2 separate regions of the Homo sapiens genome follow, and region 1 is linked to region 2. A link is an interaction called in ENCODE POLR2A ChIA-PET data of the cell type or tissue named here. Cell type or tissue: PC-9. All regions are shown on one strand. Each heading gives the region's core, and the rest is flanking DNA. Links, peaks and the distances in the headings are about the cores only.

Region 1 (4,390 bases), core at 324-4,323, 220 kb after region 2:
ATGCCTATAATCCCAGCACTTTGGGAGGACAAGTGGGTGGTTCGCTTGAAGTCAGGAGTTCGAGACCAGCCTGGCCAACATGGCGAAACCCCATCTCTACTAAAAACACAAAAATCAGCTGGGTGTGGTGCTGCATGCCTGTAATCCCAGCTACTTGGGAGGCTGAGGCACGATAAATTGTTTGAACCTAGGGGGTGGAGGTTTCAGTGAGCTGAGATTGCACCACTGCACTCCAGCCAGAGCAAGACTCTGTCTCAAAAAAAAGAGAGACAAACTTTGTTCATTCTCCTCAACACCATCTGGAAGCATCAACTTCCAGGCTGAGATGGCTTGGATCTTATTGTGGAGATGCACTTGCCAAGTGTCTTAGTCAGCTTGGGCTGCTACCACAGAGTATCACAGGTTGGGTGGATTACACAACAAGCATTCATCACTCACAGCAGAGGCTAAGAAGTCCAAAGTCAAGTGTCAGCATGGTTGGGTTCTGGGGAGGGCTCTCTTCCTGGTCCCCAGATGGCCAGCTACATGTTGTGTCCTCACATGGCTGGGACAAAGAGGATGCACCAAACTTTGAGGGGTAGGGACCATTAGGGTCATCAACTAATTACCCATGTTTACCAAGAAAGCTTGTTATAAATTGGCTTCCTGGCTGGGCGTGGTGGCTCACGCCTGTAATCCCAGCACTTTGGGAGGCTGAGGCAAGTGAATCACCTGAGGTCAGGAGGTCGAGACCAGCCTAGCCAACAAGGAGAAAGCCCGTCTCTACTAAAAACGTAAAAATTAGCTGGGCGTGGTCGTGGGCATTTGTAATCCCAGCTACTCGGGAGGCTGAGGCAGGAGAATCACTCGAACCTGGGAGGCGGAGGTTGCAGTGAGCCGATACCGCACCACTGCACTCTAACCTGCCGACAAGAGCGAAACTATGTCTCAAAAAAAAAAAAAAAAAAAAGAGAGAAATTGTCTTCCCCTGCCTCCTGGGAGTGAAGGTGCTGATCTATGAACCTATGTCCCCAGCCCTCTGAGGGTGATGATTCAATACAAAGCCATTGGGGTTTTTCTACATCATTCTCTCTATGAGCTTGGATGTTACAAGGGTGGTCCATTCTTTTATTTATTTTTTATTTTTAATTTATTTTTATTATTTTTATTTATTTTTTTTTGGGACAGGGTCTTGCTCTGTTGCCCAGGCTGGAGTGCAGTGGCATGATCTTGGCTTACTGCAGCCTCAACCTCCTGAGCCCAGGCGATCCTCCCACCTCAGCCTCCTGAGTAGCTAGGACCACAGGTGCACGCCACCACACCTGCTTAAGCTGATCCATTCTTGCTGTGCTGGGTCACCCCCAGGTGACACTCAATGTCAATAAGTCGTGTTTTATTCCAACAACTACGCTTTGTTTTTCTGGATTGCTACTACAGCAAATCGTAGATTCCATTTCTTCAGCATATAAATGTGTAACAAGAACAAGTAGCATTCGGGCTCGGTGGCTCACACCTGTAATCCCAGCACTTTGTGAGGCTGAGGCAGGCAGATCACCTGAGGTCAGGAGTTCGAGACCAGCCTGACCAACATGGAGAACCCCTGTTTCTACTTAAAATACAAAATTAGCTGGGTGTGGTGGCACACTTTGGGAGGCTGAGGCGGGTGGATCACTGGAGTCCAGGAGCTCAAGACCAGCCTGGGCAACATAGCAAGACTCCATCTCTAAAAAAAAAATTAAGATTAACCAGGTGTGGTGGCACATACCTGTAGTCCCAGCTACATGGAGGCTGGGGTGAAAGGATCGCCTGAGCCCAGGAGGTCAAGGCTGCAGTGAGTGCACAGCCTGGGCAACGGAATGTGACCTTGTCTCAAAAAAAAAAAAATCACTGCATTATTTTAATAAAAACATGTATCTTATTGGCTGGGTGCAGTGGCTCATGCCTGTAATCCCAGCACTTTGGGAGGCCGAGGTGGGAGGATTGCTTGAGCTCAGGAATTCAAGGCCAGCCTGGTTAATATAGTGAGACATCTATACTACAATTCAAAACAACAATAAAAAAATTAGCTGGGCATGGTGGCACACACCTATAGTCTTAGCTACTCAGAGGGCTGAGGCGGAAGGAATGCTTGAGCCCAGAAGGTCAAGGCTAAAGTGAGCCCTGATGGTGCCATTGCACTTCACAGAGTGAAGAGTGGGTGACAGAGTGAGACCCTGTCTCAAAAAAAAGAAAAAAAAAAAAAAGATAGCTAGGAGACCAGCCCGGCCAACAACATGGTGAAACCCTGTCTCTAGGAAAATACAAAAATTAGCCGGGCATTGCGGCGGGTGCCTGTAATCCCAGCTACTCCGGAGGCTGAGGCAGGAGAATCGCTTGAACCGAGGAGAGGGAGGTTGTGGTGAGCCGAGATTGTGCCATTGCACTCCAGCCTGGGCAACAAAAGCAAAACTCCAATCTTAAAAAAAAGAAAAAAGATAGGTAGATAGATGTATCTGCAAATGATTCCTAGGAGCAGCCCAGGCCTAGAGAGTGAAACCACTCATAGTGACTCACATCAACAGGCCCTTTTGTCAGCGGGCATTTCCGTAATTAGAACTTGTGACCAACACATCCAACCACGAGGATATATCACAAGTACTTGTCTCCAGCGCTGGTTTCTTAGCAAAAAAACAACTTGTTAAATGTCAGGGCTTTGTGTTTTTGCCTTTGGGCTTTTGCCATGCCTGGTTATTGGGCACCTTCTGGTAATAAACAGTTGAAAGGAGCTGTTCCCATGTCTTATTTAATTCTCTCATTAAGCCTGTGGGCCAGAGGTTCTTATTGTTCATACCCCTGGATAAACACACTGAGTCCCAGGGAGGTAAAGTGCCTTGGCTGAGGGCCACCCAGGAGCTGGTGGTGCCTCAGCTGAACCCAAGTCCACAGACCGTGGAGTTCGCGCCCTCTCACTGTGGCACACGGGCCTGAGCCTCAGGAACACTGCAAAGTAGGTTGGCTTCCCCCTTACGGAGCCCCTATCCGGGACAGCCTCAATCCCTCAGGGCCCCTCTCGGTGCCTGCTTGGCTGACTGGGCAGCCCAGAGAGAACAGTGACCCAGAAAAGCAAGAGGAGAGTTTCCAGGAGGACAGAACACTGGTGCTATCAGGTGCCAGGAGCAGCGTGTGCCACGTGTGACCCTGCTCTGCTGTGGCTTTTTGGTACGTGCTGTGCCCTCAGCCTGGGCTGCCGTGGACTGGCCGTCCCTACCCCTCCAAGACTTAGCCCAAAATCTTACTTTTTTTTTTTTTCGAGATAGTTTCTCACTTGGTCCACCAGGCTGGAATGCAGTGGCACAATCTTGGCTCACTGCAACCTCCATCTCCCGGGCTCAAGCGATTCTCCTGCCTCAGGCTCCCAAGTAGCTGGGATTATAGGTGCCCGCCAGCATGCCTGGCTAATTTTTGTATTTTTAGTACAGATGGGGTTTTGTTACGTTGGCCAGGCTGGTCTCGAACTCCTAACCTCAGGTGATCCACCCGCCTCGGCCTCCCAAAGTGCTGGGATTACAGGAATGAGCCACTGCATCTGGTTTCCAAAATATTACTCTTTTCCCCAGAATGGAAATACAATTATTATTCAAAATATAAGAGTAATCTTAAAAAAATGTTTTAAAACGTTTTATATATACATGTAAAATTTATATGCACATTATATATATCAAATGTGTGAATATGTATTTTTGTGTTTATAAACACTTAAACTATGTAAATTTATATATAAAACTATAACATATGAACATGATATTATACTATGTATATGTTTGGTAACCCTCATTTTCACTCACTACAAAATAAATGTATTTTATATAGTAAGTATAGATTTACATAATTTTTTCAAGGTAAATAGTTAAAAAAAATAAAGCTAGTAAATGCTCATTGCAAAATAAATATTGCTAAAAAATATCAAGAAGAAAGTAAAACAGCACAAAAAGCCCTCCTTCTAACATTATTAACATTTGGCAAACATCCTTTTTTTTTTTTTTTTTTTTTTTGAGACGGATTCTCACTTTGTTGCCCAGGCTGGAGCGCACTGGGGAGATCTCAACTCACTGCAACCTCTGTCTCCCAGGCTCAGGTGATTCTCCTGCCTCAGCCTCCCCAGTAGCTGGGATTACAGGCACCCACCACCACATCCCAGCTAATTTTTTTTTTATATATATTTTAGTAGAGACGGGTTTCACCATGTTGGCCAGGCTGGTCTCCAACTCCTGACCTCAAATGATCCACCCACCTTGGCCTCCCAAAGTGTTGGGATTACAGGCGTGAGCCACCATGCCCGGCCCAAACATCCTTTTTTACACACATATACACCCATATTTTTATATAAATAGCTTCAAATTATATATACACTGCTTGGGACTTTTTAAAACAT
Region 2 (4,390 bases), core at 260-4,259:
ATGGATTTCTCCAAATAACTGGATCCATAGTCATGTAATGCTAGTGGGGAAAATCGCCCCAGCTTAGATACTATCAAATGAATTCCAACATATTTGGGCTCTCCCATTATTTGTCTTCTCACCTGGCAGCCTGCCTCTCTTGGCAATGCTAGGGTTCCAGAATCAGGCCCTAAACTCAGCAAGGGCCTCCACGAGGGCCATATTACACCCTAAGATTCCCAGATGTCTATTTGGAACCACCTTTGACTTATGTCCTTACTTTGCCCCTGAAAGTGCATGGGGAGAAAGAAGAAATCGTTAAAACAGGGACAATCAATGTGGCCCTAAATGTTTTACTGTGGCCTATCAATAATTCATCATACCATCCCTGTTTCCAAGGCTTTACGGCAGTTTCTTCCCCTTGACACAGTTGACATTTTGGGCTGGATCATCTTTTTTTTTTTTTGAGACATTGTCTTGCTCTGTCACCTACGTTAGAGTGCAATGACACGATCTCGGCTCACTGCAACTTCTGCCTCCTGGGTTCAAGCGATCCTCCTGCCTCAGCCTCCCAAGTAGCTGGGATTACAAGCACCCACCACCACACCTGGCTACTTTTTGTATTTTTAGTAGAGACGGGGTTTCATCATGTTGCTCAGGCTGGTCTTGAACTCCTGATCTCAGGTGATCCATCCGCCTCGGCCTCCCAGAGTGCTGGGATTACAGGCGTGAGCCACCGCGCTCGGCCTGGATCATCATTTTTTTGTGGGGGACTGTCCTGTGTGGTTTAAGATGTTAAGCAGCATCCCCGACCTCTGCCCACTAGATGTTAATAGCAACCCCTTCCAGTTCCACTGTGACAATTGCAAATCTCCAGATATTGCCAAATGTTACTTGGGGAGCAAAATTGGCCCAGTTGAGAACCACGGGAATAAAGGAAGCAGAATTATCAGGATAAAACAGACAATTCACCTCTATCACAGCAGAGTTTTTTGTTTGTTTATTGTTTGTTTTCAGAGACAAGGTCTTGCTCTGTCACCCAGGCAGGAGTGTGGTGGTGTGATCCTCACTCAGGAGGTTGAGAAGCAGTGCCACTACAATTGTGCCACTACACTCCAGCCTTGGCAATGATCTTATCTCAAACAAGAAGAAGAGGAAGAGGAAGAAGAAGAGGAAGAAGAGGAAGGGGAGAGGGAGGGGGAAGGAGAGGGAGAAGGAGATGGAGACTCTGGGGCTCAAGGCATTCTCCTTCCTGAACCTCCCAAAGTACTGGGATTACAGGTGTGAGTCACTGAGTGTGTTAGGTTTCTCTAGAGGGACAGAACTATATATAGGAGTTTATTAAGTATTAAGTATATTAAGTATTATAGGAGTTTATTAAGTATTAACTCACATGATCACAAGGTCCTACAAAAGGCGGTCTGCAGGCTGAGGAGCAAGGAGAGGCAGTCCAAGTTCCAAAACTGAAGAACTTGGAGTCAGATATTCGAGGGCAGGAAGCATCCAGCATGGGAGAAAGTCGGCTGGGAGACTAGGCTAGTCTCTCTTTTCACATATTTCTGCTTGCTTATATTCTAGCTCTGCTGGCAGCTAATTAGCTTGTGTCCACTCAGGTTAAGGGTGGGTCTGCCTTTCCCAGCCCACTGACTCAAATGCTAATCTTCTTTGGCAACACCCTCACAGACACACCCAGGATCAACACTTTGTATCCTTCAATCCAATCAAGTTGACACTCAATATTAACCAACACACTGAGCCTGGCCAAAGCTGGACTAATTGTAAGATTTTTGTCTGGAACCTTGATTCAGGAGCAAGTGGCCCGAGGATGATGAAAACCATCAGACGTGGCCAGGCATGGTGGCTCATGCCTGTAATCCCAGCACTTTGGGAGGCTGAGATGGGTGGGCCATTTGAGGTCAGGAGTTTCAGACCAGCCTGGCCAACATGGTGAAACCCCATCTCTACTAAAAATACAAAAATTGGCCGGGCATGGTGGCTCACACCTGTAATCCCAGCACTTTGGGAGGCCAAGGCAAGTGGATCAGCTGAAGTCAGGAGTTCGAGACCAGCCTGACCAACATGGTAAAACCCCGTCTCTACTAAAAATATAAAAAATTAGTTGGGCATGGTGGCGAGAGCCTGTAGTCTCAGTTACTTAGGAGGCTGAGGCAGGAGAATTGCTTGAACCAGGAGATGGAGGTTGCAGTGAGCCGAGATCCTGCCACTGCACTCCAGCCTGGGCAACAGAGCAAGAGTCCATCTCAAACAAACAAACAAACAAACAAACAATCAATCAGAGGCGCTGACTACAGTGACGGCCATCTGGCTCTGACATTTGTTGTGCTTCCAGCTTCTTGCTATTTCAGGGGCTCTGGTCTTGATTCTTGCAGGTTCCCAAACCTGGTCCTACAGCTCCCCACCTCCTGTCTCTTTAGTGGTTTAGTGGGCACCCCCTCCCCTCTATCTTTCCAGTGAGTTATAATGTGCTTTGTTTAGGTAGGGCTGGTTTGTTTCCATCATTGGCAACAAGAGGGAGTTGGTCAAGGAGTCTAAGGAGTTGTCTGGAGAACCAAGAAAAAGATTTCCTGGAAGCCTAGAAAAAGTGTGTTTCCAGAAGAAAGATTCGTTAGGAGTTTCAAATGTCAGGGCTAAGTTAAGCAAGACAAGGACTGAAAGGTGTTCCTTAAATTTGTCTATGAAGAGGCCACTGCTGGGGAGGAGTGTGTCAGGTGGCAGTGGAGGGAGGACAGCAAGTGAAGAGGAGACTCTGGACACGTAGACAACACTCATGATGCAGCCTGACTGCTCGGAGAGAGGGCAAACAGGACTTGTGAGAAGCGCCATAGGCCCGGGGCTGAGCTTGGAATGGGTGGAGAACCTGCAACCTGCAGAATGTTTTTCTTTTTTTGTTTTTTTTGTGTCGGAGTCTTGCTCTGTCACCCAGGCTGGAGTGCAATGGTGTGATCTCAGCTCACTGAAACCTCTGCCTCGTGGGTTCAAGCGATTCTCCTGCCTCAGCCTCCTGAGTGTCTGGGATTACAGGTATGTGTGACCACGCCTGGCTACTTTTTGTATTTTTAGTAGAGACAGGTTTCACCATGTTGGCCAGGCTGGTCTTGAACTCCTGACCTCAGGTGATCTGCCCACCTCGGCCTCACAAAACTCTGGGATTACAGGCTTGAGCCACTACGCCCAGCCTTGCAGAATGTTTTTGGACTCCGAGGCAAGAGCCAGCAGAGGGACAAAGTAAAGGCACTCAATCACTGTTTGCTGACTCCAGCTCAATGGACTATGGTGAGTGAGGCTAGAAACATCTTCCAGAGAGAAGGAGCTGGGCTCACAAGGAGGCTAAAGGAGGGGAAGGAGGTGGGAGAGGCAGATGAGCACCGTGGAGGACTGAGCCGCTGTCAGAAGCTCAAAGGGCAGAGAACCCAGGATGAGTTTGTTGTGCCCAGCCTTGGGGGCTGCACATTCCAATATCTGTGCATTTGAGGGACCAAGGATACATTGTCACTGTCTGTAATTTCCAGACGCTGCCTGCAGGTGGGGGACAGGAGACCATGCAGTTTAGTTTTTTTTTGTTTGTTTGTTTTGTTTTTTTTTTTGAGACAGAGTCTCACTCTGTCGCCCAGGCTGGAGTGCAGTGGCGCAATCTCTGCTCACTGTAACCTTCGCCTCCCGGGTTCAAGCGATTCTTTTGCCTCAGTCTCCTGAGTAGCTGGGACTACAGGACCGTGCCACTATGCCCGGCTAATTTTTGTATTATTATTAGACACGGGCTTTCACCATATTGACCAGGCTGGTCTCGAACTCCTTACCTTGTGATCTGCCTGCCTCGACCTCCCAAAGTGCTGGGATTACAGGCGTGAGCTACTGCATCTGGCCGTTTTGTTTGTTTTGAGATAGCGTCTCGCTCTGTTACTCAGGCTGGAGTGCAGTGGCATGAACACAGCTCACTGCAGCCTCAATCTCCTGGGCTAAAGGGATCCTCTGACCTCAGCATCCTGAGTAGCTGGGACCACAGGTGTGTGCTACTGCACACCAGGCTAATTTTTTTTTTTTAATTTTGTTGTTGAGATGGGGATTTCACCGTGTTTCCCAGGCTGGTCTTGAACTCCTGGGCTCAAGTGATCCTCTCGCCTCGGCTTCCCCAAGTGTTGGAATTACAGGCATGAGCCACTTCACCTGGCCTCAGTTCAGATTTTTTGAATACCTACTGCATCCAAGGACCTAATGTGGCCACCAATATTCAACTCTGAGATACCTACCAGAAATTGAACTGGAAATTATTCTTGGTCTTCTGTATTTATTAATGCTTTCTGGTTTAAACATTCAGCACTAAGTGCTCGGTCTCGATCTCTTGACCTCGTGATCTGCTCGCCTTGGCCTCTCAAAGTGCTGGGATTACAGG

The links. Peaks named below come from ENCODE experiments on the same cell type or tissue, not always from the same donor. Only the 100,000 strongest peaks of a DNase experiment are listed, where the experiment ranks them.
Region 1: POLR2A ChIA-PET joins it to region 2 with 11 read pairs; 5 of 35 experiments call an interaction of 5 or more read pairs at or near these places.

Annotation. Positions count from the first base shown.
Region 1 is chr17:68,232,580-68,236,969 of GRCh38, forward strand. It overlaps a transcript of AMZ2 not described here. Among named protein-coding and RNA genes, the nearest start is that of AMZ2, 13 kb to the right of the region's middle. RefSeq lists an enhancer at 3,069-3,128. In PC-9, for the core only: no CTCF peak of the experiment used is centred there; a DNase peak (open chromatin) is centred at 2,552; H3K27ac peaks cover 1,169 bases.
Region 2 is chr17:68,012,435-68,016,824 of GRCh38, forward strand. No RefSeq gene overlaps it. Among named protein-coding and RNA genes, the nearest start is that of TRR-CCG2-1, 5.3 kb to the right of the region's middle. In PC-9, for the core only: a CTCF peak has its summit at 3,545; no DNase peak of the experiment used is centred there.